Linked DNA regions of Mus musculus: all the other regions are linked to region 3. Evidence: chromatin loops called from intact Hi-C (ENCODE). Cell type or tissue: heart. All regions are shown on one strand.

What was found. Hi-C counts contacts between places; a loop is a spot of excess contacts. Peaks named below come from ENCODE experiments on the same cell type or tissue, not always from the same donor. Only the 100,000 strongest peaks of a DNase experiment are listed, where the experiment ranks them.
Region 1: a loop joins it to region 3, with 5 times the contacts of the local background. A loop is called at or near these places in 9 of 42 quality-filtered maps.
Region 2: it touches region 3 in a loop (11-fold over the local background); 15 of 42 quality-filtered maps call a loop at or near these places.
Region 4: a loop joins it to region 3, with 4 times the contacts of the local background. A loop is called at or near these places in 9 of 42 quality-filtered maps.

Annotation. Positions count from the first base shown.
Region 1 is chr13:59,727,625-59,730,124 of GRCm38, reverse strand. It overlaps Spata31d1d (spermatogenesis associated 31 subfamily D, member 1D), which reads left to right. Exons shown (of 4, transcript NM_177711.3): 4 at 708-2,500. Among named protein-coding and RNA genes, the nearest start is that of Spata31d1d, 2.9 kb to the left of the region's middle. In heart, no CTCF peak of the experiment used is centred here; a DNase peak (open chromatin) is centred at 1,524; H3K27ac peaks cover 1,106 bases.
Region 2 is chr13:59,841,468-59,843,967 of GRCm38, reverse strand. No RefSeq gene overlaps it. Among named protein-coding and RNA genes, the nearest start is that of Tut7, 20 kb to the right of the region's middle. In heart, a CTCF peak has its summit at 980 (motif pointing left); DNase peaks (open chromatin) are centred at 957, 1,437, 1,577 and 2,007; H3K4me3 peaks cover 414 bases; H3K27ac peaks cover 582 bases.
Region 3 is chr13:58,636,076-58,638,575 of GRCm38, reverse strand. No RefSeq gene overlaps it. Among named protein-coding and RNA genes, the nearest start is that of Slc28a3, 26 kb to the right of the region's middle. In heart, a CTCF peak has its summit at 1,041 (motif pointing left); no DNase peak of the experiment used is centred here; H3K27me3 peaks cover 999 bases.
Region 4 is chr13:59,732,926-59,735,425 of GRCm38, reverse strand. 4930528D03Rik (RIKEN cDNA 4930528D03 gene) reads right to left here and starts at 1,776. Exons shown (of 3, transcript NR_045977.1): 1 at 1,718-1,776; 2 at 588-1,490. In heart, no CTCF peak of the experiment used is centred here; a DNase peak (open chromatin) is centred at 1,005.

The DNA.
Region 1 (2,500 bases), 1.1 Mb before region 3:
CCGCCTGTCCCCCCAAAACCCCACCCCAAGGTCAATGTGTCCCGGGGACTTAGCATAGCCTACTCTTGTCATGGGAAGGGATAGCTAAAGGAGCAAAGGAATAAGTGTATAAACTGGGGGTATGGGGTGAGACTGCAGCCTCCCTGGTGGCCAAGGACAGAGCAAGAGGAATAAGCACAAAAGCTTCGGGTATCCGCACCCCAAATGGGCTGGTAGACCTTCTTTTTTATGCGTGCTGGTTGTCCTAGTTTTGAATCTGTCGGTGTGATAAAACACCCTAACCAAAAGGGACTTTAAGGAACAAAGGTTTCCTTCAGCCTACACATCCAGACCATGCTCACTTGTTGAGGGAAGTCAAGGCAGGAACTTGAAGGCAGACCTGACTGCTACTGTACACATCATTGCCTCCAAGCAAGGATGTGAGCAACCTACTTCACATCCAAGCACTGTGGGGAGTACTGCTTGCTAGCTCAAGTGGAGGTAGGTTCATAGTCAACTAGTTTTCTTAAACACGGCAGCACCATCTGCCTAGGGATGGGCCGGGCCTTCAAACAGCCAAGACAACCTTCCCGCAGGCCTGTCTTATCTAGGCAATCCCTCCACAGAGTCTCTTCTCTCAGGTAAAGCCTAGGTTATGTCAAGTTGACAGGTAAAGCTAACTGGAACCCAGGTCCTGACTACAGATCTGAACTTTGTGTGTTCTTCAGCCCCTGTGGGCAGCTCTACGACCCCTTCTACTTCCGGCAAGCGCTTTGTCAGGATCCCCGTTGTGATGTGTGCAATGGAGCCACAGTGAAGGTCAGGCGACTGCTCTCATGGGCCAGCCTAGAAGACTGCTCTGCCTCTGCATCCAGTATGGCTTCCATGGCCTCCACAGCTTCTGTGACTGAGGCCTCATTCACTCTCTCTTCTTCCCTCTCCCCAAGCCCTTCGGGATATCAGCTCTCATCTTTTTCAGTTGCACCTTCTCCCCCTCCTCCCTCCATTCTCTCAACTAGCACGTTCACCCCCTTGGAAGACACCCTTTTGGGCACACCACAGGGTGACTCTCTGCCACCAGAGCCCACTCTCACAAGCACTGGTTTCCCACTGGATCACCTCCTACCTCACCCACTTCCCAAGTCTCCTTCCGTGGCACATCCTGCAGCTCAGCAAACAGAAGGGCCTTTAAGACCGGAAGACATTCTCTCCTTGGCTGGCAGCCATGGTGACCAGTTTCTCCATGCAACAACAACTTGTGATGCCTTGCCAGTGTCCTACCAGCAGCAGCCTGGTGCTCAGAGCTCCTCCCCATCCCAGTTAAAATGCTTAGTTAACCAAGAGATACCCAACCACTGCTCTTCTGAAGATTTTTGGCGGGGACAAGCCTCACCCCATTTCACAGTGCCCCAGAAAGTCCTGAAAATACTTGAGAGACAAGAGGAAAGCCAGGCTGACGTTCTTACACTGAAGGACAGGGAAGGAGAAGCAGAACCAACTGCTGAGCAGAACCTAGGAGCCTCCTTTCCCCTAGGGGGCAGCAGAGTCATACTCAGCGAGCTCAATCCTCAGCAGGGGCTTGCTCAAGTGCAGAGCTCTGGGGGCCAGTTAGAGGCCATGCCCATGCAGCACTTCTGGGGCCTCCCTTATCTCCACAGCGAGTCCATGAGCTGTATCACTACACTGTCATCTCACTGCTCTTCCATGTGCATCTGGTTCAACAGGACCACAGACTCCCCGGCCCTGGCTCCCCCCTCACCTCTGCCCTTGCCTGAGAGACAATCACAGACCTTGACTCAATCTCAGTACCAGAGCATCCAGCTTGCCACACCCCACTCCCAGCTTCAAACACTCCCAGGGCCGTCACCGTCCTCTCAATCTCAGGTTAGGGTTTGCGGTGTGTATTTCCGCAGATCCCAGGAGGCAAAAGCTCTATTGCAATCGGAAATCCACCACCTAGAGTACAACATGATGGCGAAAGACCCGGAGAGGGAGTGGGCTTTACCCTCTGTGGTCCAAAAACCTCAGGAAGAACTTTCCCTCCTTCCTTCAAAGCTCTCCCTGGCCATAAAGTCCTCCAAGCTCCAAACTCCCAGGTCCGTTCCTCCTAGAGACTTCCCCCTGGCTGACGGGTTCCAGAAGATGTTCGAGCAGCACCTTCGAAAGAGGCTCATCCTACAGCGCTGGGGCCTGCCTCAGGGGATCTATAAGTCGCAGCTGTGGGCAAATCCTGACCCTTCAGAAGCATCTAAGAGCAGCTCTGGGCTCTCTGGCTTTAAGCACAAAGACAACAAAGCCTGGCCCAACACTGTGTCGAACCAATCTGGAAGCCCCCAAGAGAAGTCTGTTTCTGTAGAGAGAAAAACAGTAAAAGCACACGAACAGACTCTAGAGATTATCCAAAAATATATCTGCAGTAACTCCAAGACTGCTCTAGACAACAGCCTGCCATCTGACCATGAGAACCTACAGGGCCACTCAGGCAGTCTGTCAGATCAATCTTCAGAGACCTCACAGGTAA
Region 2 (2,500 bases), 1.2 Mb before region 3:
TTTATGTTCCTTCCACCACTATCCCACACCCTTAAAATCTATTCCCACACATATTCCCCAGACTTCTGCTTAAATGGATTAGCAAACTCATTAAGCTCTTTAGGAGTGTAACACATTTCCTCATGGACTACACTTTCTACCTCCCCTCTAGGGGCCTGCCTTACCTTGAGTCTATAGTCTATAGTCTAGTCTATAGGTCTAGAGGCAATGATTGGTGAGCCTTGAGGAACATCAATATTGTCTTGCCTGGCATTCTCTTCAGAGAAAGTCACTGCTGGTTTATCTAATAATAAAGGATTAATTTCCTCAGGTGAAAAGGGCAATATTTCAAGGGGTGGGACTGAAAGTATTGCATCCTCAGGTGAGGTAGACCCTTGAGGATCTGAGAGTTCAAAGTTCTCAGCTTCAATAGGGTCCTTCCACACATTCCCATTCCAAGTTATAGGATCCCAGTCTTTGCCAATTAATGACCTTACTTTAACTGCTGCTGACACCCTCTGAGGCTCAGACTTGATTTTTGTAGTAATTCAGCCATCTTTTTGAGGGCTTCTGTTTGATCTTCCACAACTTGAGCTCTAGGGCTACTGGCAAGGAGATTCTCTTCAAGAGCACACTTAGAAACCTTTAGATGCCTATTCCAGATCCGTACCTTCCTTCCTTCTTCCATTGTCCTTATGTAGGTCTCCAGCAGAAGGTATGGCCTGGATTGTGTGCCTCAAGATCTGAAGTAAAGGCTGTGTCATCCCACCTCAAGCGCTGGATGAAAAACCCCTGTCCTCAGCCTCAAGATGCAGATTAAAGGCATGTTGTCTTTCTGCTTCAAGATCCGGATCACAGGTGTGCCCTCCATTTCCGTATTGTAGTTCATTCCTGATATAGTCAAATTGACCACGGTCCTGTTCCTTCTTAAACCGCAGGAACCCAACCCTGGATACTAAGTAACATGGTTTGCCAATTGGCATGATTTGCTGCCACCTCGTGGTTGCTATAAGTACTGCTACTATGAACACATGCAAATGCTCCTTTGGGGATTCTGCCTCCTGCATTTTGGGGATTTAGATCAAAAACGGAGTTATTAGGCCATATGATTGTTCCATATTTAACTTTTTGAGGAATTATTAATTAGTTCTCTGAACAAAGAAGTTTGAGGGCAGGTCCTGGGCATGGATAGTTTGTTTCCTGTTCTCACATGCTCTCACATAGTAACAAACTGGGATCTGGTCGTGGTAGCTTTCCACCCCATCCCCACCTGGCTCACTGTGTCAGGTCGCATGGGCTGCTAGCTCATCTGACACATCAGGCACATGTCCTCTGCCTCAAACCTTCCCCAGACACACCCTGGGCCCACAGTGGACTTCCTTGGATATAGCCGATGTCACTGTAACCGGAGGAAATGAAGACATTCCAAAGAACACTTGTCTCTCGGTCTGTCAGACTACTGAAACAATGGAGCCCAAAGCAGTGGGAATTTCTCTGGAGCCCCACGCAGGGAAAGAGACACACCTCACTTGACTCCCAGAAGAGAATTCACACAGTTCTAACATCTTGTCAAACTACCTCAGGAGACTGAAGCCCGGGCTCCGAGTCAGTGGTGGGCGGGACCTCACTTTGATTGACACTGCTTAAGTGCACACATCCTCTGCCCTTTATTTAAACTTTGATCTCACTTCTGCACCCTGAGGACGGGCTTGAGGAATCTGCTGGACCTTTGTCCCTCTTTCCAATATGGCCACACTTAATGACAACCCTTATTCTGCTTTTGGTTATTAACTCTAACAATGTGACTCTTTTTAACTGACTTACTGGAACTGGGTGGCTAAATGTGGTTTGGGGCACAGGTTGTTACCCCTCCCCCTGGGGGAAGCCACATGTGCCGTTGCAGAGTGGCGCTGGCTACCACTGGCCACTGCCCATGATTATGGGTAAACAACCAATGTGCGCATGTGCATAAGAGGTTTTTGCCGAGTCACTGCCTGGCCCGACACATATTAATGAGGTACTGGTAGCATAACCAATCAGGTATGGACACGTCACTCCTAGGCCTATATAAGCAGCACCATTTCTGGGCTCAGGGTCTTTCGCTTATGCAATCAATGCTCTCCCAATAAACGTGTGCAGAAGGATCCTATTGTGGCGTCGTTCTTGCTGGCGAGACGGGCGCTCACATCCCCCTCCGAGCTCAATAACACCCTGACCACCCTAACTAAGGTAAGTCTGAGAAAGCGTGGGCCATCCAGGGAACCACGCCCTAGGAAGGTAAGAACATCCCACCCCCATCCACGCTGGGGTTCAAGGTAGTCTGACTCCAGTCACATATTAATTATCCAGCCTTACTTCCCTATCTGTGTGACCCCTGACACATGGTATGATTTATACCTCAGAGCACACAGGTCACACACTAACTAAGTTTCCATTTCCTCGGGATGCAAGACTTCCATTCTCCCTTCCTCCCCAGAAGGGACCTTAAAGAGAGGACACCTTGCTTTGTCTCTTGGGGTTG
Region 3 (2,500 bases):
ACACAGCCATCTTTATCCTGCCCAGGACTGGGGAGACATGAGCTTAGAGATCTCCACCCAGACTCCAGAGGGTGGAGTAACCTTTATCTGAAGTTTTTGGGACCAGCATGCTTTTCTTCCTTTCTTTCTTCCTTCCTTCCTTTCTTTCTTTCTTTCTTTCTTTCTTTCTTTCTTCCTTTCTGCGTTTAGAATGTTTGCATATACATCATGTGTATCTTGGGAATGTGGCTCAGGGGCACACAAAATTCATTTAAAGAAAAAAATATATATATATACACACACACATATGTATCCTAAAGATATATACTTTTTATATATACACTTTTTTTCTCCTTTGGAGACATGTTCTTCTCCCTGTGTATCTCTGGCTGATCTGGTATTCACAAAGATCCTCCTACATCTGCCTCCAGAGTATTGGAATTAAAAGTGTGCACCACCACTCCTGGCTGGGTGGCTGGTCTTGTCTCTGAGACTGCATAACCACATAGCATTATCATTGAGAAATTCACACTTGAGAACCACACAATCAAGTTATAATAAATAAATAAATAAATAAATAAATAAATAAATAAAATCTCATTAACATTTAAAGTAAGTTTGTTATTTGTGACTGTATTCATAACTGCCCTTGGGGAGCTACCTGCAAAAGATCAGAGCCTCATTCAGGTGGCTATGATTAATCCCCCCAGCTGTCCACAGTGCAGGTTACTTGCTTGGGCTCTGGGGCCTCACGCCCTTTCTGAGCATGCTTGCCCTGTTGATACAATTTTGCTTTTCCCTCCTGGGCTTTCACATAGTATGCAGTCCCCAAGAGCCCGGCTTCTCCCTCTGACTCTTGACTGTAAGGAGGAAAGAAGACAATCAGGAGCCAGAAGGTATCAGTTACAGCCATTATTTTCCACTCAGGGTCTTATTTTGCATCTTTGTCTAATATCCATAAATTGAAACTTGAGGGATGGTCCAAAAACATTCCCAGAAGAGGTTTCACTGTAGTGGAGTCCGGCGCCCTGCGTCAAACAAAGTGAAACACTGCCACCAAGTGGTCTTTTCGAGTCATCACAGGTCAGGCTTCTTCCCTTCCGGAGGCACCTGCCTCCTCCAGGAAAAGATAGAATTTGAAAAGCCGGGCGTGGTGGTGCACGCCCATCACTCGGGAGGCAGAGGCAGGCGGATTTCTGAGTTCGAGGCCAACCTGGTCTACAAAGTGAGCTCCAAGATAGCCAGAGCTATAAAGAGAAACCCTGTCTCAAAAAAAAAAAAAAAAAAAAAAAAAAAAGAATTTGAAAGATCAGTTGGGATAAACAAAGCCCTTCCCTTCTTTCTTATTTATATTCATAGACATATATTCTCAGTGCTCGACTTGTAAACATTAATAGCTCATTCCATTCCTAAACCCTTGTGCTTTGTTTTGTTTTGTTTCGTTTCATTTTGTAAAGCCAGGTATGGTAGTGTATATCCCAACGCTGGGAAGGGAGAGATAGGCAGCTCCTTGGGGCTCAATAGCCGGGCCAGTCTTGCATGCTCAGCCCCAGAACACTGAGACACTCTGTGGCGGATGGCTCCTGGGGAATGAGACCCAAGGTTATCCTCTGGCCTCTACACACAAATACATGCCATATTTACCTTCACATACACACAGAAAACTGAGGGGAAAGGAATAGGGGGAGAGAGGGGGTAGAAGAGGGAGGGAGAGGAGGAAGGTAGAAAGAGCACTCGGTAGAGATCCCTTTGATCTCTGTCTGCAGAGCTCTGCGTGCTGCTGATGCTAACTAAAAGCCTGCATCAGGTCTTTAGCCCCATGCCTGGGCTTTCCCCAGCGTGCTCTCCTGTCCCTAGTCTTAAAGGGCTCAGAGTTCTGTGTCACCTTAGCATTCTCTACAAACCAGACTCGGCCACAACCAAGGTCTGAGACTGAGTTCTGAAACGCCCCCAAGGCCCTTGGGTTTGAAAAGCCCTGAACACTGCCCACAGGATGAAACATCACTGAAGTGGCTTCAGTTGTTCAAAGGACATGGATGTCCTCACCCTGGAGATTTCCCCGTGCCTTGCTGTGAGGCTCCACTGTACGCACAGTGTATGGTTCCATCTTAAGCGCAAACTCAGGAGCAGGATGGCCTGGCCCCTTGCTGTTTGCATAAACAATACATCTGTGGGCGGTACACACACACAAGTCAGAGTGATAAATAACTCATTGGAAGTAAAAGAAAGGAGCTATCTTATGAATTTACTGGAACAAAATGGGAGTGTATGAGCACATGGGTATGTAAAAAGCGTATGAAGAAATCCAAGCCCAAAAACTCCCAAAACAACCAGACAGTGATGGGTACAGCACCCTCACCTAGACCTGTAAAGAGGGGGGCCTAACCTGTGATAGCGATGGTCTTCACTGGCCTGTCCTCTGACTCTGCCTTGTGTGCATCACAGGCTGAGAACTCCTGCCTGCCCCAGAAGCTTCAGGTCTGCTCAGTCCTAGCCCTCAGTAGTGGGATGACCTACCTAC
Region 4 (2,500 bases), 1.1 Mb before region 3:
GACCCAGCATGATGGGGAGTGGCTTATGAACCCTCATCCCTTCTGAGGAGCGACTGAGAGCTGATGGCTGGCAGAGAAAGGACAATCCCTTTCTGGGGGGGGGGGGGTTGTGGGAGGAGTTGTGGGAGGAGTTGTGGGAGGAGTTGGGAGAGAGGATTGGGAAGGAACTGGAGGTGAAAGAAATGATGCAAGCATCATATACACGCATAAATATTAAATAACACACTCAGTTTTTAAAATAGAAGACAAAAGATAGTAACCTCTGATCCCACCACATACATGCACACACATGCACATACATCTGAACACAGGTGTGCACATACATCTACCCACAAATACATGCACACACATCTCCAAACCCTACAAAAAAAAAAAAAAGAGCTCTTTCTTTTAAAAGGTGTAATCTTAGTCGTTGGAGGGAATCACTGCCCCAACTTAGGACTCAGTATGTCAAACAGGGATCTAATATACTAATCTAAGATCCAGGAGCTGGGAGGTGGGCTAGTTAGTTGGTTAAAGTGCTTGCAGCACAGGCACAAGAGCCTGGATCTAACCCCCAATACCCACCAGGCCTAAGAAATACTCACTAGGACGATGATAGCATCTTCAACAGACAGAGTGTGTCTACATGTAGAACGTTAAACTAGATCCCCATCTTCTCACCCCACACACCAGGAAGCTGCAAATGCATCAAGAGTCTCAATGTAAGACTTTGAAACACTGTAACCCAAATCCTTGTAGTCCAAAGTTGCACACTGTCCTTCTGTCACCCTGATGCACCTTACCAATTGCAGTCTGTCCTTGATGTTTCTGATAAGTGAGTCTGCCCAGTGCCCACACTTGTAGTCTCCCCTCCCCCAGTCTGAAACCTGCTTGCTCAGGGGTGGAGCTTGCCAGCTCAATCGTTCTGCCACGCCCACTGCTGGAACCTGCAGCTTTGCTGTTCCGAAGCCATCACGTGATCACCCTGCTACTGGACTCCAAGATTATTTGGCGGGAATTGGGCCCCTCCCACTTCCTTTATAACTGAGTGCCGAAATAGTAAAAATTGAACCTTGAGCAGAGAGCTTTGTCTTGGTTCCTTCCTTATCTCGCGCAGCCCAGCCCCTCTTCTCTTCCAGGTTTCCAAAATGCCTTTCCAGGCTAGAACCCAGGTTGTGATCTACTGGTCAGACACAACACACACTCACATGATCCCATCAGTGGGAAGGACATCCCACGAGCCATTCAGAACATCCCGCACCCACACCCACCCCACACCCTAGTTATGGTAGCTTGAATATGCTTGGCCCATAGGGAGTGACACTCTTAGGAGGCATGGCCTAGTTGGAGGAAGTGTGTCACTGCAGGGGTGGGTGGGCTTTCAGACCATTAGTCTTCTCCTGGCTGCCTTCATATCAGGATGTAGGACTCTCCACTTCTCCAGTGCCATGCCTGCCTGGATGCTGCCATGCTTTCCACCATGATGATAATGGACTGAAGCTCTGAAACTGTAAGCCAGCCCCCATTAAACGCCGTCATTTGTAAAAGTTGTCTTGTGTCATGGTGTCTGTTCACAGCAATGGAAAACCTAACCAAGACACTAATGTTTGCTCCACTACATCACACTAGAGTACCCAACCTGTTCTATACCTGACCCCACAGTACTCAATGTCTCACACTTCCCGTCCCACCCAGCCCAGCTCCTACTGCTCCCCATCTCCGCCTAGCTTCCTACCTTCCGAGCTGCCAGTCAACCAACTTCCACAAGTCACCCTAGTCTGATGCCAAGCAGTTGGACCCCTTTTCCTCTCATGGAGCTCTTGCCCAAATCCCAATTATGAAGTCACATGACCCACCAGCATTCCCATCTCTAGTGTCACAATAGTGCCTGGTGCCACCACTCACTCCAATCCCTACTCTGTAGAATGTCCTGACTTACTCCAGGCTCTCAGTGGTGTCACCCCCTCTAGCTGTGACACCTGTTCTTATAACCTACCTCCTAGCCTTCAACAGTCATTTCTGTTCTCACCATATCTGCATCCGCCTGTCTCCACAGCCTTCCTTGTTCCCTGACACACTATAGTGATGACACATGGTGGCCCTTGCTTGTTCCCCTGTTCACCCCAGTCTTCCCAGTGTGCCAAGTCCTCTATACCTGCTGTGCACACCAAACACACACCAAACCTCACCTCACCTGCTCCTACTCATCCTACCTTCTAGGAAAGCCAGTTCAAAAATCACACTGGTCAGTGTATCAGGCCATGTCCTGCCCCCCCCCCCGTATTGTCACACGCCCATCTCACCCTAGTCTGTGGCCCTCTAGTATGCTATCCTGCTCTGTCCCTAGACCTAGACCTATGACATCTTTTTCGGCCACCTGACCACCAGCCACATCCTAGTCTTCCAGGCTGTCATACTCCCCAGTTCGCCCTCTTCCACTCAGAGTACCCCATCATCAACATACACTGCTAGCCTACTCTGCCATTCCACTTGTTAGCCTAGTCTTCCCAGAAGCCTT